Regions from separate parts of the Mus musculus genome. Here region 2 is linked to region 1. The links are chromatin loops, found by intact Hi-C in ENCODE. Cell type or tissue: heart. All regions are shown on one strand. Links, peaks and the distances in the headings refer to the core of each region. The heading gives the core; the rest is flanking DNA. Region 1 overlaps Dhrs3 (dehydrogenase/reductase (SDR family) member 3). Region 2 overlaps Vps13d (vacuolar protein sorting 13D).

Region 1 (12,019 bases), core at 4,413-9,412:
CTGGCAGACAGATGAGTGTGCCGACCATTTGGAAGCTCTTTGCCTTGGCTCACATACTTCAGGAACTCTTATTCATCTTGCGAATCCAGCACTGGCCAGGGTCAGCTCACCCAGTCACATGGTGCTGGCCCTTCTAGACAAGTTTGCTGATTCTAGGACACTGGTATTCCTTCCTACTCCCCTTTGCCTTCCATATCCAGGGAGATACCCTAGAGATTGGCTGTGTGTGTGTGTGTGTGTGTGTGTGTGTGTGTGTGTGTGTGTGTGTGTGTGTGTGTAACAGGAGTGTGGAGGGTAGAGTGGCACCAGTGACATGAACAGGTAATCTCAGGTCCAAGTCCTTGGGCAGGTCAGGGAACTCATGGTCCATGAACCCTGGGGCTTAGGGTCAAACTGATGATGTTGGCCTTGTAGACAGAAGGAAAATGCCAAGCAGAGACACCAAGCATGGTAGGCAGGGCAGCAGACTGGGTTAGAGAGCTTTGAGAGGGGTGTGGCTTCTTGCCTCCACATCCAGCACAACAGGTAGATGATAAGATAATGCTAATTAAGAGCCATGCTTAAGGCTGGGTGAGAGTGATCTTGGAAATTTCAGTCCATTGTAGTCAGAGCTAGGGTGGTCTTGAATAGTAAGGGATGGGTATAATCCTGGAGGGACTTCCTGTGGTGTCTGAGACATGGGCATGGCATACTCTATCTATCTATCTATCTATCTATCTATCTATCTATCTATCTATCTATCTATCTATCTATCTATCTATCTATCTATCTATCTATCTTGGTGGTACCAGGGATTGAACTCTGGACCCAGCCCATGCTAGGTAAATATTCTACTAGTGAGCAGCTATAATCCTCTAATCCCTCCTCTTTTAAAAAAACATTTTGAGACAAGGTTTAATGTTGACCACACTGGCCTTGAGTTGGCTCTGTAGCCCAGGCAGGCCTTGAACGTGTGACTCCCCTACATTAGCCTCTCAAGTATCTTACTTTACAGACTTGGGAACAAAGCACACTTTCAAATTTAAAGATGTCAGACACAGTAGCACATGTCTGTAATGTGAGCAATGGGAGACTGAGGCAGAAGGGTTATGAGCTTATGGGCTGCCTGTCTCAAAAACAGCTTTTACATTCCCATCTACTTTCTTTTTCTTTTCCTTATCTCCTTCCTTCCTCCGTCCCTCCCTCCCTCCCTCCCTCCCTCCCTCCCTCCCTCCCTCCCTCCCTCCCTCCCTCCCTCCCTCTCTCTCCCTCTCTCACTCTCTCTCTCTCTCTCTCTCTCTCTCTCTCTCTCTCTCTCTCTCTCTCTCTCTTTCTTTCTTTCTAGATTGGGTCTCCTGTAGTCAAGGTCGACTTTCCTACACTCCCACCTCTCCCATCCTTGTACTAGGATTACAGACATGTATCAGCATTCTGGGCTTTACGCAGTGCTGGGGAATCAAACTCAGGGCTTCATACATGCTAGGCTCAACCAACTAAGCTACATCCCAAGCATATATAAATCCCAAGGCATTTCTAAAGTGATAAAAATCCTAAGGTATTTCTCATCTCTTCAATAAAGTGGAAAGTGGCTCTGTAGTCACTCTGGCTTAAGTCCCTCTGATCTGTCATTGTGAACTTGGAGACCCTAGGTAACATCCTTTATGAGTTGGAGTTTACAGTGCCTTCTTGAAAGGACAGTGGGAGCATTGGGGGTGGGGGGTGGAGATTGGACTCATTATGAACCAGTTGGGGTTATTTTCAACAACACAACAGCCACAGAGCCCTCTTTTTGTAAAGGATTTGCCAGGCCCACAAAACTGGAGGTATTAAGGATGATGGTGGTCCATAGCACCCTGTCTTGCTTCCCTCAGACACAGGCTTGTCTGGGTCCAGAACTGTAGTGGTCTCTGTCTCATCTTTTCCCTGACTTGAAAGACATCCTTCAGTCACAGCCATGGGCCAGGCAAGCAAATACTGGAGCCCAAGTTGCCCCATCTGCAAGGTCAGCTAGCAGGACCTTGATGGGCAAATTTCTCTAGGAGGCTAGGTTCTCAGGATGGACTCTGGAAGTTCCTGGGAATTCTAGGGAGGAGCCTCTGGGGCTGTTGAGAGGGAGGAGACTTGGAAGAAATGTTTTAGGACCCTCTCTTTGCTTTCCCAGCTATCCACAGTAGTGTCACTTTAATTAAGCTTCTAGAACTATCATCTCTACAAAAACTGGTTCAAATAGTATCAGACTTGAAGCTCTAGCTTTTAACTGGCTCAGATAGAAGGCCCCTTTTCTTGTGACAAGCCCAAGGTGGTTGCCCCAGTCCTTATCCATTGCTAGCACTTTTCTGTCACGGTGGGCACAGACAAGAAGCCCCCTTCTTTCCAAATGTCAACCATTCAAAGTGATGATCGTGTGCCTGCTGAACTGCCTCCTTCCCTGAGTCTTTCTAAGAGGCTCCATGCTCACAGGAGTCAGATAGGGAGGAGTGGTCACTGCATTTAGTGCTCTGTGACCAGGAGGCAAGATTCAGAGCCTCAGATGGTCCTTCCAGCGCCAGCACGGACAGCTCTGGCTTTACAGGAGGTGTGTGTGTGTGTGTGTGTGTGTGTGTGTGTGTGTGTGTGTGTGTGTGTTTGGAGGTCAGAGAGTGACAGCAGGTGTCTTACTCAGCTGCCCTCCACCTGAGACAAAGGGCTCTCACAGAACCTGCAGCTCACTGATTCAGCAAGACTACCTGGTCAGCAAACCCCAAAGATCCTCTTGTCTCTCTTTCCCCAGGACTGGGATGACAGGCTTGTGATGCTGGGCCCAGATTTCTACATGGATGCCAGGGATCAGATCCTCACAGGAATACAGTAAGCACTTTGCTGACAAAGCCATCTTCTGAGTCCTAGGTGGTAGTATCTTTTATGAGAAGGAGCATCTGTTTGTTCATAGCAATAATATTAGTATTTATATTATAATACTAATGGCCTCAGGTTTATTTCAGGAATCCCATGGCCAAATCCCAGGACAGAAGTGGTGATGCTCATCCACAAGTCTCCGACTGCAACTTGGAGCCAAGTAGTAACTTCTTCCAAGCCAGGTGCTACTATCCTGGAGTTTGGGCCCTTCAGTGATTCACCATAATGATCAAGAGCCCTAACACATATCCCAGCAGGCTCTGGTAACTCTAGGAAAGGGTCCACAGACACTGTTACAGGAGGAAACTGAGGCACAGATGAAGAAAACAATTTACCCATATGCTATCTGATTCTCAAAACTGTGCCCTTGGCCACTGCCTGCCTGCATGAACAAAGGGATCCTGTGAGCCTGTTCATTACACAGGTATCACTAAGCAACGTGTCCGGGTATTACAGCACCCATGTGCCTGTCTGGATAGTCTCCCAGGGAAGGAGGGGCCGCATGATCCTGTATTTGTGTGACTCCTGCTCCTGCTGGCCAGGTGGTTACTAAGTAGGCAAGAGTGACAATCCTCACTGGCTGTGAGGATGCCCAAGTCCTGCAGGCTAGACCAAAGGGGCAGAAGTCATGCATTCCTATTGGTGGCAGTATAGGAAAAACAGGTGGGGGAGGGAAGCCAGGGACACCACTTCTTGGGCTCTTGCTTTGAGCATGTCCCTATCTTAGGGATCTTATATTAAATCCTCACAGCAGGAAGAACAGGAAGATATGTGACCTTGTGGGGTTATTGCAAGTTCTGACAGCCAATGTTCAAGACGGTAGCCTTATTTGCAGACATGACACAGTTAAGGCCCCCAAGGAGAAACAATCATGCATTAGGATCCATGCTGTAATACCCAGACATGTGGCTTAGTGATACCTGTGAAGTCCTCATTAGAAATAAAAGGTTTGAAGAGAGGAATCTATTGGCAGTGGGCCCCAGAACTATAATAGACTAAATCTGTATTTTTTGCCTATTTTGTTTATTTCTCCTTGAGGCAAGGTCTGTAGCTCAGGCTGGTCTTAAACTTGGCAATCCACCTGCCTCAGCTTGCGTTACCACACCTGGCTAAGACCTGTCGTTATAAGTTACTCAGCGTGTGGTTACTTCTTGCAGCTACCATAGGTGAGTCCTGTTATCTCCATTCAATAGATGAGCACAGAGACCCTGTGATATTGAGGCCAGGGAGCCTGTGGGCTCAGTCACCAGACCACTGGGTCTCATCCTCCACCCTGCCATTTGCAGATGCCTCCTCTGTCCTCCCCAAAGATGCTTTGTGGTCCTATATAGGAACTTTTCTCTAACTCTGCACGCAGCCCATCAGAATTCTTGTCATCCACCATCTGATTCTAGCCACTTTAGGTCCAGTTTCCTTCTCCCCTCCAGCAGACTGTGGCCGTGGCCCCAACTGATCCTCTCCCACCCTGCTGCTGCTTCAGGTGAAACGCAGCACAACAGCTAGAGACCCATCTAGAATCTAAGCTGGGCATCGTTACTGGGTTTCAAAACTCACTCAGTAAAATTTAGCCACAGCCATGTTTGCTATCGGCCAGCTCTCTCAGGACGTATTAGTACCCACTTGAGTAATCATTCTGCCCGGAACTTCCACCTCAATGTGGCTTTTCTCTGCCCTGTCCTTGAAGGGCACCCTATCTCCCCAAGTCTGCTCCAGTGTAAGTCAGCCCTAACACTTGACACCTGATCCAACCCCATCCCTTGTCTTGTCTTTGATACAGATGCTCCTGTCTTTCTACAGTGGCTCTCTCTTGAGATCCTAAAACTGCTACTTGCCAAGGGGGCAGTGTTTGCCCTTGCTCAAAAACCAAGTGAGTCCTGACTGGGGTTTTCCTACTCCTACCAACAAGCCCTGGCCTGATTCTTATACTGGTTCTGAGTCAGCTGCTCTCTCTAGCTAGAAGAACAAGGGCCTTTGCTTCTTTCTACAAATACCAGTAACCACCACAGACAGCAAAGGAGAAGCCACAAGGGTGGAGACACACAGGCTGCAGTTCCTGGCTGAAGCCCTGTGACCTCTGCCCCAGTTCCTCCACTTGGGCCTTGTGGAGCAGAAGGCCAGGGGATCTTGTGGGTAGGAGCTGAAGAGAGAGTGGGAGACATTATTTGCCCACTCCTGGCATGTTACACCATGACAATATGACATCCCAGCCAAGTGGGATTTGAACCCAGGTAGTTATAGCATGGATAGAGCAGGGGTTCAATTTATCCCATTCTTGTGGTCAGTCTGCATATGGGTGTGTGTGTTGGGGGGGAGGTTGGGGAAAGATAACACAAGATGCAATTGACTGTATAGGCTAGTGAGATGGCTCAGTGGGTCTTAATGTGCTTGCCTGGTAAGAATGAATACCAGATTTTGGATTCTTAAGGCCACACTGTAGCCCACCTATAACCCCAGCACAGGAGTCCATAGAGACTAGGCTAGATAGCAAGATCAAGGTTTAGTGAGAGACCCTACTTCAACACAAAACCTGAAGAGTGACTGAGGAAGACATTCAACTTCAACCTTGGGCTTTCATATGCACACACTAGCATACACACACACACACACACACACCATCACACATGCATGCACATACATTCCCCTCTAAACAAAACTCTTGCTGACCATGCCAAGTAGGGGTGGCTGCAAGTATCCCAAGAGGAACAGAGAGCTTCAAAGGGGAAGATGGCAGGTGGAAGTGTTACTAAAGGGGGCAGGCTGCTGGAAATAAGGTAACATTTCAGCAGAGACCTGAGGGGTGTGAAGAAGGGAGCCATACAGATGTCTTGGAGAAAGAGGCAGATAGAGCAGCCAATGGATGCACAGGTCTCCCAGCAGGAAGGAGCTCTGGGTGATGATGATATGTGATAGCAACCAGAAGGAGGTCAATGTATCAGAGACAGACAGTGGATACCAGCCCCAGTGGGCACTGAATTCTACTTTGAGTGTGATAGTGGGGGTATTGGTGGTGTTGGTATTATGAGCAGAGATAGAACAGTTTCTGGTTTGGATGTTGGAACCAGTTTTGAGTCTTGGAAGGGGAATTTAGGATCCGGGTGGGATAGGACTAGTTAGGAGGTGTGGTATGCTCAGAAGTGTCTGGGAGGGGTAATGGGAGAGGAGACTGCTAGGAGGCTTACAGGGTTGGCTGTGGGCTGTTACAAGAGGGACCAGGCTCACAAAGTGCTGAGGAGAAGTTGCAAAAAGAAAGCTGCCATCCTGAGCTCCATTCCTCCTGCACCAGGGAAAGTGGGCTTTGCTGAGTCTGGGTATCTGAGAAGAGAGAGGCTTTGTAAGATCTCAGGCTGCTTCAGTTTCTGACAGCATGCCATTGGTGAAGCAGAGGGAAGGGCAGTGCCAGGCCAGCTACCACCTAGGCTGTAAACACAGTTTCCAATAACAGAGTGGCCCCTGTCCCTGGCGCCTAACAGTTACCACACTGCTGCCTTAGAACTGTGTGCTCCACGCAGAAGGAGCAAGGCTGGCCAGCAGGCTCACATGACGGAGGCAGTGGCCAGGCACAGCACTCAGAGGGCTGGCAGGAGGCTCCAAGAAGTCTTTCTGCAAGTGGAGGTGGGGTAGGGTAGGGGGTTGTTGGTGAAAGTTGGGCAGATGCAGGAGGGTGGGGGGCTGGACTGCAGTGGGTAGGGACTGGTTGGTGGGGGGGAGGGATTAGGGTTCCAGGCTGAGGGGAGGAGGATGGATGCAGTAGGTTAGTAGAGGTCTGGGGTTGGAATCCAAAGTGCAGGCAGAGGTGAGGTGGAAGATAAGTGCAGGAGTGAGGAGTAGGAGGCTGGTGTTTGGGTCCTGAATACTACGAGTAGGGACAAAGTAAAGGATGTATATGGGGATGGAGTTAGGATCTTGGGTGCAAGTAGGGGGTTGTAGAGGAATAAGAGGACTGGGGGTTAGGTTCTGAGTGAAGATAGAGGAGGGGTGGGGGTGAGTAGTGGACTGAGTGGGGTATCTGGGGCAGATGGGAAGGAGCAGGGAGACAGGAAATGGGTGCTGGCTCAGATAACAAGGGATTGGTTGAAGATAGAATCTGGCCAGTCAGACCTCAGGCTCTTCCTCCATGACCAGACTGGCAGTAAACAAATATCCTGATGTCATGGGTGCTGCTGACTGGTGGCCAGACCCAGAGCTGCAAATGGAGTACACAGTACCAGCAGCCCCAGGCCATGCAGTCTGTTGGAGACATGCAGGCTTGATCTAGCCATATGTCTACTCCCTTGCTCCTCAGTGAGGGCAGTCCAGCTGCACATGCTGACAGGATACTGCAAAAGCCACCAGACATTGCAACACGCAGCCAGTCTGCTGGCCGCTGGGTGAACTGTGCGCCACCCCACCACCCCCAGCCACAGGCACCCGCCCAGCTGGAGGGCTTGCCTCTTCTGGAGCATCTCTGAGACTGGCAGATTCTACTATCTGCAGTCAGCCTCCCTTGTAGTAGGGACTGGAGGGGGATCCTGAACTTGCACCTCCCTCAAGGGACCGCCAAGCTCAGAGGCAGGGCCTTAGGTCAGCTCTGGTCTTCATCCAGTGGGTTGGAAAGTGTCTACTGTGGCTCCCAGTGTCTGCAGTGGCTCTGGACTTTATGGAAAGTTCATGGAAAAGGGATTAATATTCTCCAGGTATAACAATATGTCACATTGGATGACAGCTGCTGTTCCCAGCCAGACTGTCTAGTCCAAAGGTCTCCCTGGCTCCAACATCTTGGCCATGCTACCCTTTGGGTAGGAAGCGGCCTTGTCAGGGCTCCCAGGAATATACTCAGGAGTGGACTTGCTTTGTGGCTGGATGAGTCACTTGGGGTCTCTGGGCTCCGTCATTTCCAGCTGGCTTCCTTGGGCTGGGGAAGGTTAAAAGTGCAAGAAAATGCTTTTGGAGCACGAAGGCTGATGAGCAGCCAGAGATACTGGCTCTGCCTGAGGACAACCCAGAGCCACAGAAAGCCCAGGGAATTTGCTGTCCCCAGTGGCCCTCAATCATTTACAAGGGGAAGCTGGGGCTTCAGCCTTTAGAGATAAGTGGTTCTCTGGGCCTCAGGAACCTTTACACTGATTTCCTTAGTGGGTCCTGGAACTCACACTTACCCTACTTTGTCGAGGGCAGAGAGCCTTGAAGTGATACCACATCCCTGTGTGTGTGAGTTAGGATGGGGAACAGAGGTTGACATTGCGATGTTTTCTATGGCTCCCTACCTTATTTTCTGACATAAAGTCTTTTCACTAAACATGGGTGTTACAGTTCTGACTAGGCTGCCAGGCCATCAGGATCCCGGGCTCCACTTGTCTCCGCTCCCCAGTAGTAGGGTTGCAGATGTGCATCGATAGCTTTTACATGGGTGTCAAGATGCAAGGTCTTCAATGCTTGCACAGCAAGCATTTCATCCACCAAGCCATCCCTCAGTCCCTCGACTCCGATAACTATCACCCCTGAAATGTGGCTTAGCACAGTCTTCTCTGTTGACTGATTTGGTCTTTACATTCCTCCCTTTACACCGGCCAGCTTTATTATCTTTGTAATGCCTGGTCATTATGTGAAATGACAATAGTTAGGGTGTGTTCCTCCTTCCCCCCTTCCCCCACCCTGGTAAGGAATTCAGGCATTCTGGGTAATTGGGTATCTGGTGAGCATGTGAGTGATGAATGACATCATGTTGCCATTTTTGTCAGCAATGATAATGCTACTGATTACCATTAGGACCAGCCACAGGATGACAAGGCCTCTCGCTGCTCAAGCAACCATAAAAAAACGTAATCACAGAGACCTTAAAGAGGGAAACCAAGTGGAGGACATAGTGCGGTCGTCTGGTTACAACAGCACTAACATCAGCAACACTCAACACTACTGGGAAGCCATGAGCCTTCTTCTGCCTGTCCTGGGTGGCAGGCAACATAGATCTGCCATTCAAAACCTACGATGTGCTAGGGAGAGGGCTCAAAGAATACGAGCACATATACACATAAAATACTTTTTAAAGATTTATTTATTTTTCTTTTATGTTTTATATATGAAATATTTGCTTGCATATAGGTGCACGTGCAGAATATATACCATGTGCATGTCCTGTGCCAGAAGAGCCTAGAAGAGGGCATCTGATCTCCTGGAACTGGCAACAGACACTTGTGAGACATCATGTGGGTGCTACGAACTGAACCTGGGTCCTCTGCAAGAGCAACAAGCATTTTTAACCACTGAGCCTTCCATCTTATTCTCTCAAAGAAATTATTGTATGTATATATGCATGGTGTATGTGTTTTGGGGCATGTATGCTGTGGCATATGTGTGGAGGCCAGAGGACATCTTTGTAGAATTTGTTGATTCCTTCCAACTTTACACGAATTCTGGGGATTAAACTCAGGTCACCAGGGTTATGCAACAACAGTCTTTATCTGTTGGGTATCTTGCTGGTTCTGACCTGTTTTAGATATGGGCACTGAGGCCTGAGAAGCATGACTATCAAGAGTACAGCCAGGAACTCATTGGATAGCCCTGGCCCTGGCCGTTGGCACCTCCAGAAGTGAGAATTCAGCTACAGTTTAGAAAGATGAACTTCCTCTATTCCATTCCTCCTCCACTCCTCTGTGTGGTGTACTTTCAAGGTCACACAACACACAACATGCCCAGCAACACACCAGGGATAATGGTTCCCAGGGAGACTTAGCTTATAAAGCACTTTATTGCCACACCTCCAAAGGAACTCAGAGGGCTCGTGAAGGTTGTTTGCTAGAGGCAAATTTACTTTCTGAGAGGACACAGGTCACATGCCGTGTAGCTGACCTCCCAGTTGACTGCTAGTGGGCTGATATGCAGGGCTGGAGAATGCAAGAGGAAGTGGAGCAACACAACAGGAAGTGCTTGGATCAGCACATCCTGCAGGGAACAGGATAGTGGGAGTGCAGCTGTGGGCCATCAGGAAGGGCAGGGCTTTCCTGGGGACCATCCCTATACAAGTAGCCACCGGAGACACCCCATTCCTCCACTCTCAGAGAGTGCTTATTAAAGGTCAGACTCCTCTCACCTTCGTCTAACCTGTTGTCACACATTTCCGTGGAAAGTTTTCTAGAGCTCCCCAAGTGCTCTCCCAATCAAGTCCAAATTCCATCTGTAGCTACCAGCTCAGCGGTTCAGCCCTGGCTTGTTCTTCACATCTCTTGGACACTCTACTCTGGTCAGTCCATCATCACCCATCTGTTCTCTACTAGTTATGCTTCCTTTCGCCAGGGGCAACATCTATGTCATCCTTACATCTTACTTGGACCCTGGCGGAACATGCTCAGGATGAGGGAAGTATCTTCTTAATAGCGGAGTCAAAGATGGTGGCAACCTCCCTGCAACTACCTGTCCATCAGAATTCCCATCCTGCTAGGCTTTTGCTCTCACACTAAGGTGTCACATAGGCAGCAGAGGTCTGGCCCTTTGCTATAGAGTTGGGCAATTCCCATAAGGTCCCTGTGTAGAATTCCAGATGCCCTTCCCTTCCACAGTCTATGCTTGTGGAGAATCTTCAGGGAGACCAGAATGTCCTCTCCTGTGTCTCAGCAGGACAGTTAACACCCATTTGTGTTTTGCTCTCCAAGGGAGAACCCCCTCCCCCACCCCCATGAGTGAGTCTATAGCCACTGTTCTACTGCCTGCTGGGACTGTGAAATCTTCCACCCCCAAACACTCTGTGTGTGGCTTCTGTAACAGGCACCTGATAGAGAGCCTGAGCATTAGGCAGCTCTCCCAAAATCTCTGGGTGTCTGGGCTAAGCATGCCCGTTTCATAGATAAGAACACCAAGGCCTATACAAAGAGAGGGGGGTAACTTACAGGAAACCAGCCCCAAAGGTGTCATCTTGGATCCCCCAAACTATGTACATGCTACTTTACATGGGAAAGGGGGTGAAAGGCCCAGGGAACTGAATGAGCTGACCCCTTTGTTTGTTTTGGGTGTGTGTGTGTGTGTGTGTGTGTGTGTCTTGGATTATTCAAGCTAGCACACACAGTCACAGGGTGCCTTAAATGCAAGCAAGGAGGGGTGGAGAGACAGTATCATGGTCAAGAGCTCAAACTACTCTTGCAAAAGACCTAAGTTCATTTTGTAGCACCCACATGGTGGCTCACAACCACCTGTAATTCCAGCTCCAGGGGATCTGATGCGCTATTTTTGCCTCCCTGTGTACTGCCTTCAAATGCACCTATCCCTTGCTTCAGATACACATAGTTTAAAAGGATGTTATAAGAAGCAGGCAACGGAAAGGCTGGGGCTACAGAGGTGGCAGTGTGCCTGCTCAGCATGTATGATGTGTGGGATTCTGTGTTCTGGCTCCTGCTGAATGGATGAGGGAGACAGAAGAGTCTGATGTGGTTCCAGGTAGGGGTGGAAGACAGAGATACATTTAAGGACTCTGGAATAGAGAAGAGCCTGAACAAGGGTCATAACCAAGAACTGTGGTGGGGGGAGAGTTGAGGGGAGCTTGGAAGGGGAAGGAAGCAGCTTCCAGAAGGAACACAGTCTTGACACCTTACAGTTAGTCCAGTTGAATCCTAAGCCGGGCTTCTGACCTCTGGAACCCTTTCTGAGACAGTGTGCACTATTCTGAAAGCCCTGAGTTTGTGAGCACCAGAAGCATGACCATGGAAACTCAAATAGAAAGCATGGTCCATATCACACCCCTACCCCCCAAAAATCATGGTCCATACCCCTCTCCCCAACCAGGACCAACGGCATAGCAACCCATGGTAACCTATCAGCATTAGTTCAAAGGACACAAATTGCTTTTGCCTTACAGTCTATGGCCTGTAGCCTCACCATTGTGGCCAATGCTTACTGATCACTCACTCTGTGCTCTGAACTTTGCACAAATTATCTTACTTAATTCCATTTGGCAGAGAAGGAAAGTGAATGTCAGAGAGGTTTAGCAATTTGCCAGGGGCAACTCGGTGAGCAAACGGAAGAGTCAACCTGTGAACCTTGCTGTTCTTGACTCCTGAGCTCAAAATCTGAATTGCTTCATTACACTTGTTCCTTGAGAAGCACACATGCACAATGGTTGTGCCAGAGCCAAGGAGGTGCAAACCCCCAGGAGAACACAGTCTCCAGCCCACGCAGAACC
Region 2 (12,019 bases), core at 3,140-8,139, 74 kb before region 1:
CTTTTCCCCAGTGAAGATTACCTCATAACCTTTCTGCGAGCTCCTGGGTTTGGAAACATTTGCTTGTGTTTGGCTTTTTGTTGTTGTTGTTGTTGTTGTTGTGTTGTTGTTAACTAAGCTTGGATTCAGATTTGTTCTCACAGTGACTTTACACATCATGCCCAAGCCCTCCCTGCTCATGACCTACCAACCCGGACATGAGAACTTGAAATTTTATTTGTGTTTTAAAGAAGAAAAACTAGCTTTAGTTACTGACTCAACATTGTAGAAGAATGAGGAAGAGAACCTTTAATCTGCCTTTCACCTTTCTAAAGAATACACTCAAATCACCCGTCTGTGGGGAACCCCTCGTTTACAGAGCTCGTCCTCTCTCTGAGCTAGAGGCTGTGGGGTTTTCCTGTCTACGTCATATTGACATGAACATTAACTTGGAACATCACAGTGAGCTCTTGTAGGCCCTAGCACTAGGTACCAAATCCAGCCTATCCCTTGGTGTTTGGTAGACCACCAAGAGAGGACCGTAAAAATTGGGAGTAGTTTGCCCTCTGTGGAAAATCAGGGAGAGGGTAAGCATAACTCATGGGTATGTGGAGCCCACAACGGAGCTGCTCTACCTGCTCATTCTGGATGTATCTGTGGGGTCATAGATTGCGGACTAGAAAATAATAAATAAATTGGGAGTGGAAATAAAGTTTGAGAAAGGGCTCTAGAGGAGGCCACCTAGTCAAGGAATTACTGTCAAGGAATAAACTTTTTGGTGACATAGGGCACATTTCTTCCATTCTAAGTTGGCCTTCAGTTGGTGTGACTTCTAGAAGCTCAGGAGCAGGAGCCTGCCATCTTTCATTGGTTTGCCAGACTACCTTCATTTTCTTCAGAGAGATGCAGTGTTCACAGTCAGTTTTCCCCTCACTCCGCTGTTAAGCACTAAGGAAAGCTACTGTCTTGAAAGGAACAGGACACATGTCCACAAAGTTTCACATCTTTCCTTTGTTTCCCTAGTGGACTAGACAGAAGTACCCTAGGAAAATGAGATGATGCCCCTTAAACATCATAAAACCTCGTCTTTGCTTTGCAGCCCAGTGTAGGCCTCCACTGTTCCCCTCTCGCAAACCATTCACCATTCTGTTGCTTCTCTGCAGGCAGCCAGGCGCTGCTGAAGCCAAATGTTTTTTTCTCATGGTGTGTGCTGTTTGTGTGGAGGCAATAAATACACACATGTCTGAGTGAGGTGATATTCTCACTGATGTAGGGGGAATTGGCATGCAGGAGGCTAAGGCAGGCCAGCCAGTTCAGGGCCAGCTAGAGCTATATATAAGTTCAGGCCCCGCATGAGCTACGACATAGTAAGACCCTCACTCAAAGCAGATAAACCCAAATTTGTTAGCAGGTGTAGAGAGGTGGATATTATAGTTAGTGTGAAGTATATGTTATAGGAAAGCCCACAAATATCTGCAAGTTGGGAAGTGGGGTGAAAGGATAATCAAACCTTGTGTTGAAAGGAGGTAGGAAAGTGACCTCACCATCTCCCTTTAGAAGGGATGTCTGGTCTTCTACTTGCTATCCAGTGGCACTTCCAGAGTTTCTTAGGCAAAAGAACTATGGGAATGCTTGGGGAAGACATGTTATTGATCCGTCTAGACAGTGAAATGACAGCAGTTGTTTCACCAGGCCAGGAAACTAAAACACGCTATCTGGAAAAGTGCACCCAGCACCTTCCTGCGGACACCTTGTATATGGTGACCTGCTAGCATCCAAAGCTGAGCAGTTATAAAGTTCCTCTACAGTGGACCCATAGTGTCTGCCAACATCACCATCCCTGCTTTCAGGGAGAACTCAGGGGTCGGCACATTAGTAAGCCTAAACCTTGAAGGAGGAATTGAGCCTAAGCATAGTGGAGTATGTAAATATGTGCTGTAAATGAAGCCAACCCATTACCTAGTCCCTCATGCAAGTCACTGTGTCTTTATATAACTCCTGGAAACACAACCAAGACTTAAGCACCCTCATACCTAAATATTTGAAAATTGTCTGGGAGTAGGAGACTCACTCTCTGGCTTCCTACGAACTGTCACATGTATATACCTCCCCCCATGGCACCTTCTGGACCCACAGCCTGGCGAACTCAGCCTGACCTGTGTCCAGAAACACTTGCAATGATCTTAGCTCTGCAGATAGCCTGTGGCAAGTTCCAGGCTTCTGCTTCCAGGATCCTACCCAGACTTGCCCTACAGAGTACCTCTTCCCGGTCGGTCTGTCTCCACTAGCACCGGTTCTAAAGTGCTGATTCAGTGCGGCTGCCTGCTCCCCTCGTTGAGGTATGTCTAGAGAGGGATGTTTTGCTTCAGTGGGTTCCAGGAACAAATAATAGAAAGTACAGCAAGTGCACAGCTAAGGACAGACCCAGTACAGGCTTATCAGTCATCTGAAGTATGTGCTGTCTTTCCAAGACAAATATGGACTCCTGTTTCTAGGAAAACACCAAAAAGTATTTATCAATTATCCTGTCTATGGTTTGTGGAAAAAGACAACAGCAGCCGACCCTGAAAGCCATAGCAAAGCAGATTCCTTTAGGCAACCAACAGCCAAGGGCATGAGTTAGAGCTGCTGCTGTGGCCTGGGACTAGCTCCTTCCCGTGGCTGCTGCATTCCTTACTCTTTACCAGGGAGACTGAGCTCACTCCATAGGAACCTGGTAACATGGTAGGTTCACACTATAGCCTAGGCCCCTGCTGTGTTCTTCCTGAACCCACGGCATGTCCCCAGAGGGCTGACCCAAAGAGACCCTTAGCCAAATGGTGTGGGCCACGGGAAGCTTGTGATAATCATCCTAAAGAGCCATGGTGATCGGTAATCTATGCTCTCCAGCAGAAGCCCAACAGATAGGTAATGACATCCTATCACACAAAAAGTGAAATGGGGAGCTAAGGAAGTTAGCACATTGAACGTCATAATAATTTAGAGCCAAAAGATCGTAAAGTCCAGTCTGAATCCACAGTGGGCATGTCATATACCACACAGTCCTGCAGCAGCTGGATTCTGTCTATTAAGCAATGCCTTTTCAAACAAGGAAGGAAAATCCTTTTAACCATGACACTTTAACCTCTTCTTGTCCATTTGCCCTTCTAGGACCCAAGCCCAGAGGGTTCGGAAACCACGTTGCTGCACTGGTCCCCAGGGGCTGCTTCCTCGATATTCTGAGAGCCAAGCAGAAGGACAGGAACAGCTCTTCAAGCTAACGGACAACATCCAGGACGAGTTGTAAGTGGGGGGCTGTAAGAAACAGCCCATTGGTCTACTGTTTTGCCTTGTCTGTCTTTGAGAAATTTCTTTATGACCCAGGAGCTTCATGCTGATACAGCCCTTGGAAGAGACTAAAGAATGACTTGTCCTAAATGTCAGATTGTAAATGACCAGTACCAGAGGGAATGGCTCTCAGCCTGCTCCAAAGCAGACCTCCCTGTGTTGTCTCTGCGGTATCAGTCTCTGTAGTCAGTTCAGAGAGGCCGGGGCATGAGATAGTCTCAGTCTTAAGGGACTTTTGTCCCTTATATATATTTTGTTTTGTTTTGTTTTGTTTTGTTTTGTTTTGTTTTGTTTTGTTTTTTGAGACAGGGTTTCTCTATATAGCTCTGGCTGTCCTGGAACTCACTTTGTAGACCAGGCTGGCATCGAACTCAGAAATCCGCCTGCCTCTGCCTCCCGAGTGCTGGGATTAAAGGCGTGCACCACCACGCCCCATATATTTTTTTTTAACTTTACTGTTTGCTAGAGAATGCTAGCAAACTGAAACTAAGAAGCAAATTATTACCCATCGAATATCCTGGAAATGCAGTTTTCTTAATTATTTTGTTGCTCTTACACATTTTCAGTTAGTGAGATTATTCTTAGCTGACATGGTAACCATGGTAGTCTCTGGTGCTATTTTGTGGAAATTCTCCGAATGTAAGGTGCTGTGTGACCTGTGCTCTCTTGACCAGGTGTGAGATGACTGAATTTGGGGCGTAGAAATGTCCTAGTGTAACTTGTATCCTCTGAGGTGAAGCGAACTAGGGAAGATTCTGGCACTGTGGGTGTTGCTGACTGGTGGAAGCGTTCAGGGGAAGATTAGCTCCTGGGGGTGGCCTTCAGTGTCATTGCTTGAGACAATACCAGAGGCCTCAATTCCCATTTCATATCTTGTTTGAATGAGAACATAGAAAACGAAGTCTAGAATTTAGGAGATAGGATATGGCATCTTCTTAGGTGTATCCTGCCATGGTATCACTGGAGTATCTCTAAATAGTGCTGTGCACTTCTTCCCTTGAGCCTATTCTGCTACCAACACATGCTGTGCACCGAGAGGCTTCAACAACAGAAACTTAGATCTTCATTTCTGAACGCTGAGAGGGCTGAGACCTTCCTATAAACTGCACTATTGATGGGATTTTGAGCCTCAGACTCAAACCTAGAGAGTCATTTCTCAGCAAAACGGAACATAATATAGACTCTACTGGAGTGTCAGCCAGTGATAGCTAGGGTGTCCCACTCACTGGAGAACCCTCTGAACCTAGAAGTGCCTGGGGTTTAAATCACTCAATAAACTCAGCTGGAGAGCTGCAGGTCAACATTTGTGTTAACACATGTCCTACTTTCCATTTCCCATGAGGACTTAGGGATACTATCAAAGGATAAGTAAGGGGTGAGAGATGTAGCTAAGCTGGTAGAATGCTTGCTTAGCATGCACAGTGCCCCAGGTTCCATGTCTAGCACTGCATAAACCAAGAGTAGTAGCATTTGCACTCAGGAGATGGAGGCAGGAGGACCACAAGTTTAAAGTCAGCCTCAGCTACCTTCCACAGTCAGCCTGGCATCCCTGTCTCAAAAAGGAGGATGGGCTAAGTAAAATTACAGATCTTTGGGTGTTAAATCTTAAATTCTTTGTTAACCCACCTCTATTTGATCCAAACCATCTCTGGTTCTTTGAAACAAGATTCATTTGTAATAGAATGATAGAAGAACAGAAAAACACTCTGGACAAATTGTATAGTCCAGGCATCGTAGAGTTGCTGCCCACATGGTACACACCCTGGAAACAGGCCAGTGAGCTAAAATCTGCAGCCAGGAAGAAATCAGCAAAATGAGTTTCATAAAACACTTGAAGTTTCATGTGATCTGGGCACAGTTACTGCCTGAATTTTAACTTTGAAGATGAGGACCTTGTATCTCCACCCACGCTGAAGGTGGAGCCTAGCCAGTGGGTGGTGAGGGAGGCATGTGACCCCAGTCTTCCTGGGCATATAGGAGAGGTCACAAGGGACCCTGGCAGACGTGGCTCGGAGTGTCCTCTGTTATCAGCCTGTACTCAGGGTCATGTGAGTGGTCTAGTCATCCCTCTGCAGGAAGGGCGTACTCAGGAAAAACTCTGGTGCCGACTTCTACCTCTGACTTTTATCCTAGATTTGTAATTAAAAACATGTTTAAGGACCTAATTATTTGCATATTCCCCTCAGAGTTAACCCGTTAAAGGAGTCTTTAATACCTTGCTCTACTGTTCTAACTAAATGTTTCCACATTTTTTTCCACTTATACTCACTGTTTCACTTCTGGAAAATATTGTGTAATTACTTCCTGATGGAGTGAAAACCCCACAAAGTCCCCAGTGCCACAGCAGCGTCAACTTTGATCTCCCACATCAAGTTGTATTTAGTTTTGTGGGGTTTTTTTCCATTTAATTAAACAGTATTAAACAGATTGTCACTGACATCCAATTTAAGGTCTGCTAAGGCTTCATAGCAGGCTCATCAGTTCTGTGCACCTCTGCTACTTCCCATTCTCCTCAGTCCTAACCCAGGATCCTGTATGGTTAACTTTTCTGAACAATGCCTAGTTTGTGGCTAGGAGTCACCCTTTAGTTGTTTGTTTGTCTTTTATAAAGTATCTACTCGTTTCGAATATTTTATCAAGTTGGCCCATTCAGATTGCAGGCACAAAGGCGATCGATCACAAGACCAGATCCTTGGGTTCTTTCACTATTTAGACAGAAAGGAATATCTAGGAGGTGTGTGTGTGTGTGTGTGTGTGTGTGGTTTGTGAGTGTATGTATGTATTTTTAATACAGAAAATATAAAGAAAAAGCAAAGGCAACCTTGTAAACTTCAGGTTTTTCTCCTTGGGTGCTTGTCTCCTAGAGGCAGGGGAGGAGGGAATTTTGAAGAAGAGGATCCAGACTAAAGTAGCATGCTAAAAATGTCACCTTTCTCTTCTAATGAAACCAACTCATTTACATGGTTAGCAAAATCAAAAAGAATTCAGGAAATGAGTAATAGTGAAATCCCCTTTGTTCCCTCCGTCCTTCCTTCCTTTGCTGGAAATGGACCCCAGGGCCTTACATGACTAGATGGTCACTGTTTCTCTCAGCCACAGCCTAGCTCCAGCTTACACTGTCTCTAAGCCGGGAGCTAACCTGTCAGAAACATTTGACACCTGCAGACTTGTATCCAGCAGTTTACTCAGCTGCGCAGATAGAAGTCAATGGCTTGCTTGAAGTTCTGAGGGCAACACAGCCCCTGGTATCCCACACCCCATGTTGTACCTATGTGCAGTGGGGTTCCTCCTAGCATCCTTTCTCTATTGTCTTCTAAATCCTTGGCCAATACATTGTTTCACTGTGTGCCAGGTCAAGTACAACTTTACAACTTTGTGGTGTTCCTCAGCAAGTCCATAGTCTAGCAAGTCAAAGAGACTTGTTTGGGAGGGGAGGGAGATAACATAGGAGATAAACTGGGAGATGTTCACTGTTATTTCCCTTGTTGCCCACTGCCTGTAACATAGACAGTTACTGTTCTAACAGAAGTCTGAGCTACTTGCCATGGGCCTCTGGTGGTTAGTTTAGAAGAGAGGGCCTCTCTTTCCTCTTCTGGAAGGCCAGAACTTACCCTAGTGCTTGTGTGTGTTTGTCATCTTCCCTCTGTCCTCACAAGACAGATGGAGTGTCCCTCCTCTGTCACCTGAGAGGCTTTCCGTCAGCCCACCTGTGGGGCAGCAGCAGTGAAAAGTGGCTATCGGTAGACTCTGGAAAGCCAAAGTCCATGTGTCAGCCATGTCTTGGCTGCTCTGTTGGCTGGAGGTGGGGTGCAGAGCCTGTAGAGAGCTGGCCTGCAGGTGGGCAGCTACAGAGAAAAGGGGGGCTGGAGGAAAATATCAGAAGAATATAGAGCCAAGAGGCCTCTGCTTTGCCCCATGTTAATTCTTCACAGTGAGTGACAAGTTTGGGATCGGGATCAGGAGATGAAGGGTCTGCCCCAAGCAGTTTGAGTGAGTCTTTGATGTGGTTTCCAGATTTGGGGTGTGTGGGAGGGTGTCAAGCAGACTGACAGCAGTGGTGGTGATGGGACCCAAAACCTTGGGTAATGGGTTGCAGAGGAAGCCTCAGGGAAAGTGGGGAAACAGCCATTGGCTATCATTGCCCAGTTTTCTCTCTTCTCCCAACCCTGGCCTTGGTTCTGATCTGCTTTTGGTTTGAAGGCATTGGGACAGTGAATGCTGTGAACAGCAGCAACCCCAGGGCATGAGCAGGGCTCCTAGGCCCAGAGTGAAGATACAGGTAGTGAGGGCTACTGTATTGCGCTTGTTCTGTCCCAACATGGATCTTCTCCGTTAACCTTAACTGAAGGAGTTGGTAGGCAGCACCATCTCCGTCAGAGATGAAGGAACTGAGTCACCAAGCTGCAAGAGTCTCAAACTTGTGGACTCTCCTTTCTAGCCTAGCCAAGATTTCCTTTACCATGCTACCTGACTTATAGAAGCACCCCTGGCTCAGAGCCACAATTCCTCCTTATTTCCTGGCCTTTGAGAGGACTTGAGCCATTTGTAGCCTCCTAGAAGGGGGTTGGGATGTATGCTCAGGTTCAGCCCCTGTGCCCTTTGGTATAAAGGCATCTTCCTGGGTGGCACCAAGGCTCCTCAGAGGAGGATGGAGCACTAATGAGAGGCTAGAGATCCAGTCTCTCCTGGGTGGTGTAATCCGTGTGTCTGCTTTCACCCTGCCTCCTGGCCTCTTTTTGAGTCTCCTTAGAGATTTCCAGACAGCCTTCATGGCCCACCTGTGCTCTAGAGCAAAGCTGTTTTTGTGTGTTCAACTCATTTTCCATTTAGTTCCAGCTGGCCCTGAGATGCTCTCTATTCTTTCTGTCTTTCCTTCTGTCTCTCCATGTCCTTTCCTCCTCCCTTCTCCTCATACAGTAACGCTGCCCCTGACTCTGAGTGTGGGGCATAAGAAGGCTGTGCTAAGCCTGCTAGATCATGGAGAGCGGCTGAGCACTTCTAATTTTGGCAGTGAGACTTTACAAGTCTACATTCTCAGCATTGCCAACCAGTTAAATGAGAACAGCAAACCCCAATTTTTGTCATGGGAGCCATAATTAAAATGACGACTGGAACAACGTGGGTTCTTAGCAAGTCCTCATGGGTGGCTGACTCCGTGGTGGGTACTCAGGAAGTCGTGTACAATGGACCACACTGGTGCTTAGAGTGCCACTGAAGCCAGAATGCTTAGCAAGAAGCAGAAAGAGTCCTCTGACAGTGCTTTGATGGGCCAAGGTGTTGAAAGGTCAGCAGCAGTCAGGAGCCAAGGTATTTGGGGAAGCTTTGAGGGCGAGGATGGTGACTCAGTGTGGGGCATAGGAAGGAGAGTGAAGGATACTCTAGAGAGGTGCAGAGGAAAGTGAGGGTCAGCCATGCTTGGGTCGGACAGGCAAGTCCCTGGCTGCCAGCAAATTGGCCCTGTCCTGCCCTCAATGACGCTACCCTTTCTGATGATTTTGTGCTCCGTGACCCTGGACTAAGACTACCCTAGACCTGGATCCATGGCAGTTCCAGATAGAGCCTTGGCTCTGAGAAAACACAATTTAAAACCCCAAGGTACACAGCCAGCCTATTGTCAGTCAGCTCTTGGTATGCTGGCCATCACTCCGTGTGTCCTTACTGTCCCTGATGGCCAGCCACACTGGGAAAAGCCAGCATAAGATACAGGCGGCCACCAAGCTAAGGTGGTCACTGGCTTTCAAGGTGACTACTCCTGGTTCAGCAGCTGAGCAGAGAGTAGTCCTGCATGAATTTCCACACCAGTCTGTGAGCTTTGCTGCAAGTACTCCAGGACTCAGGCTTCTCTCAGTTTTTCAAATCTAAGCTGTTTCTGAGTGGCCTGTAAGCTTTAGAAGTGATGACTACAGTTCTGAGAGTTCAGTGGAATCACAAGCCCCATGACCCTGGCCATACTGAACAGGGGTCAGGTGACCTCTCATCAGGGTAGTCAGAGCAAAGAAAGAAGCAAATGCTATTGTTTTCGGTCTGGCAGACTTGTCCACCTCACTATCTCTACCCCTGCTGTCTCTCCTCATGGTCTATCTGGTCTGTCATATGTCCTGTCAGCAAAGCATTGTTTCCATTTTCTCTGACTCATAAACTATCCAAAAGTTCACAGAGCACCCCACAAAGCCCATATCAAAACAGGATTTTTTTTTTTCTGTTTGAAACTCATAGCAAATATTACTTGTTAGTGTTGATGAGCACCCTACAGCAGAGAGCTATGAGCTATGAACAGCAGCTCCTAAGGCCATGTCTTTTCTAATACAAACTTACAGATGAGGAACCTGAGTCCCAGAGTAATAAAACCATGCACATGCACAGTGAGGGGTGGTAATTGGGAAGCCTGTGGAAACCTAGGCCTCAGACCCTAGACCTGAGCAGGCCCCTGCCCTTAGAGTATCGAGGGACGGCCTGGCCCTGACATGGAGCAGCTCGGTATCCAGAATTCTCTCTCCCATGCAGCTTCATAGCCGTGGAGAACATTGATAGCTACTGCGTGCTCATCTCCTCTAAAGCTGTGTACTTTCTGAAGAGCGGGGACTACGTAGACCGAGAGGCCATTTTCCTCGAGGTCAAATATGATGACCTCTACCACTGTCTTGTCTCCAAAGACCATGGGAAGGTGTATGTGCAAGTAACTAAGAAAGCTGCAAATTCTAGCAGTGGTGTGTCCATCCCAGGTCCATCCCACCAGAAGCCAATGGTGAGTATAGCAGCTTCTTGCCACTCATGTGGACAAACCCTGCTCTACCCCTGCTTTCCTCTGAGGACTCCAATGGGAGGTTTGAACTGCACTGTCTCGATTACCTATCAACACAACACAGTGACATGATTCACAGAGTTTTCGTGTGTCCCTGAAACATGGTACTACGTGCTGGCACCCTGAGTCCAGCACAGGGCACATGCTGCACTGTTTTCCTGGTATCAGAAAAACCACGATCTTTTGATCTATGAAAAGAAGTAGTATGAAGTACATTCAATAGATATTTGTAAATAAAAATGGTATTCATCTCTGTAGGGTAGGAGGTATTATGTCAGATGCACTCAAAAGTTTCCAGCATGTACTTCCCGAACAGTGCTGTTAGAGACAGAGGGGCCAGGGCAAGTGATTCCTTCAGGCCACATAGCTTGGGCTCAGACCTCAGACTGTGGCACAAGCTAGGGCTCAGACCTCATTGACCTATCTGACCCCATCACTTGTGTCTAGTCCAAAGATCTTGCTCTGCTGAGCTGGCCCTTCTACCACACTACTTCTGCACTACTTCTGAGCCCACAGCAGAGCAATTGTGAGGAAGCAGCTCCATCTCTAGTCACAGCTGCAGGCATTGGTCCTGCTGCTGCTGCATCCCCACAGCTTTGTCCTTTTGACTGACTGTGTTCATCTTGGCTCTTCCTATAGACCAGAAAAGAGCCATGTTGCCTGGATTTCTCCCCAGGAGCACTTCCACCTTCTCTAGTCTCTCAGGGATGAACTGGAATGGGTTTGAGCTTGTCAGCCCCTCCTGGGGTCAGTGACTTAAGTCAGAGAGTTGGGTGGCTGCAAGTTAATGACCCAAAGTGTGCATTTTCCACCAGCTGTGCCTATCCACCCCGGCTCCCCTTTCAAGGCAGGCTAGCAGTGAAGCACTCTGGGTAAGAAAGCCTTTAGGCACATACTTGCTGATTCTTTACGTGCTCAGCCACCAGCAAGCTTTGAACTTGAATAAGGGGTTTAGTCAATTGTCCTGCCTTACCCCTGAATGGAAGCTCATCAGTTATGGGTAGTGAAAGGCTGCCTGCAGTAACCTGAGACATAAACTAAAAGCTTGGATCAGAGTGAACCAGTCACAGGTCCCTGAGAATCTCTTTATCTTGGATGTTAGATGGGAACTTCTTTGGGGTGGCTGTCCTCTGCCCATGCCCTGTGGTTGTGCTTGGCTGCCTAACCTCAGGGCAATGTGTTCATTCTTGTCTTCTCCGTAGGTGCATGTGAAATCTGAGGTCCTTGCTGTCAAGTTATCACAAGAAATAAACTATGCAAAGAGCCTCTACTATGAACAGCAACTTATGTTAAGACTCAGTGAGAATCAAGAGCAGTTGGAGCTGGACTCCTGAGGACACCCGGCTGCTGGAGAGAGATGCTCCAGGCAGAAGCCCAACTCAGAGGGCTGAAGCCCAGACTCGGCTCCTGTTAGAAGGGAAGCCAGAAGAGGTTTTGGGGGGAAAATATCAAGGAACAAGGGGAAAGAAATTCTCACAGGGAAAAATGTAAACAGAAACCATATTAGTTTGTGGGGCAGGGAGTTTCTTTAGATTGTGGGGAAATAATTTTTAAAAGTATTGATGGAATAACGTTTTAAAATGTATTAAGATGGATCTAATTTTTAGAATGCCCTGTATTTTGTTAACATGTATATATGTACAACTGTGTGTTTGTAAATACATAGAAACTTCTGAGCAGGGCTGTGCTGTTGTGAAGGTTTGTTACCTGTACAGTAATGTAAAGTTGGACTGGCCCTTCTACCACACTACTTCTGCACGCCTCTTGCAGGAAGTCCCTGTGAGAAAACGTTCTTGGGAAGTAGAAGGGTGCATTGTTTGAGTTGCAGCTGCAGTCAGTGCTCAAGGGTGAGTCTTTAGTCACCTAAAGGGAAGCAGAAGCAGAGCCACCATGGAAAGTACTAGAGGCCAG

Evidence for each region. A loop is a pair of places that touch in the nucleus more often than their neighbours do. Peaks named below come from ENCODE experiments on the same cell type or tissue, not always from the same donor. Only the 100,000 strongest peaks of a DNase experiment are listed, where the experiment ranks them.
Region 2: a loop joins it to region 1, with 3 times the contacts of the local background. A loop is called at or near these places in 8 of 42 quality-filtered maps.

What each region holds. Positions count from the first base shown.
Region 1 is chr4:144,901,854-144,913,872 of GRCm38, reverse strand. The region is part of intron 1 of Dhrs3 (dehydrogenase/reductase (SDR family) member 3); the gene reads right to left. It also overlaps a transcript of Vps13d not described here. Among named protein-coding and RNA genes, the nearest start is that of Dhrs3, 15 kb to the right of the region's middle. In heart, for the core only: a CTCF peak has its summit at 7,057; DNase peaks (open chromatin) are centred at 4,932, 6,392, 7,222 and 7,722; H3K27ac peaks cover 711 bases; H3K27me3 peaks cover 2,868 bases.
Region 2 is chr4:144,974,560-144,986,578 of GRCm38, reverse strand. It overlaps Vps13d (vacuolar protein sorting 13D), which reads left to right. Exons shown (of 70, transcript NM_001276465.1): 68 at 3,130-3,261; 69 at 9,811-10,051; 70 at 11,311-12,019. The coding sequence ends at 11,442. Among named protein-coding and RNA genes, the nearest start is that of Gm36317, 17 kb to the right of the region's middle. In heart, for the core only: no CTCF peak of the experiment used is centred there; a DNase peak (open chromatin) is centred at 5,268; H3K27ac peaks cover 647 bases.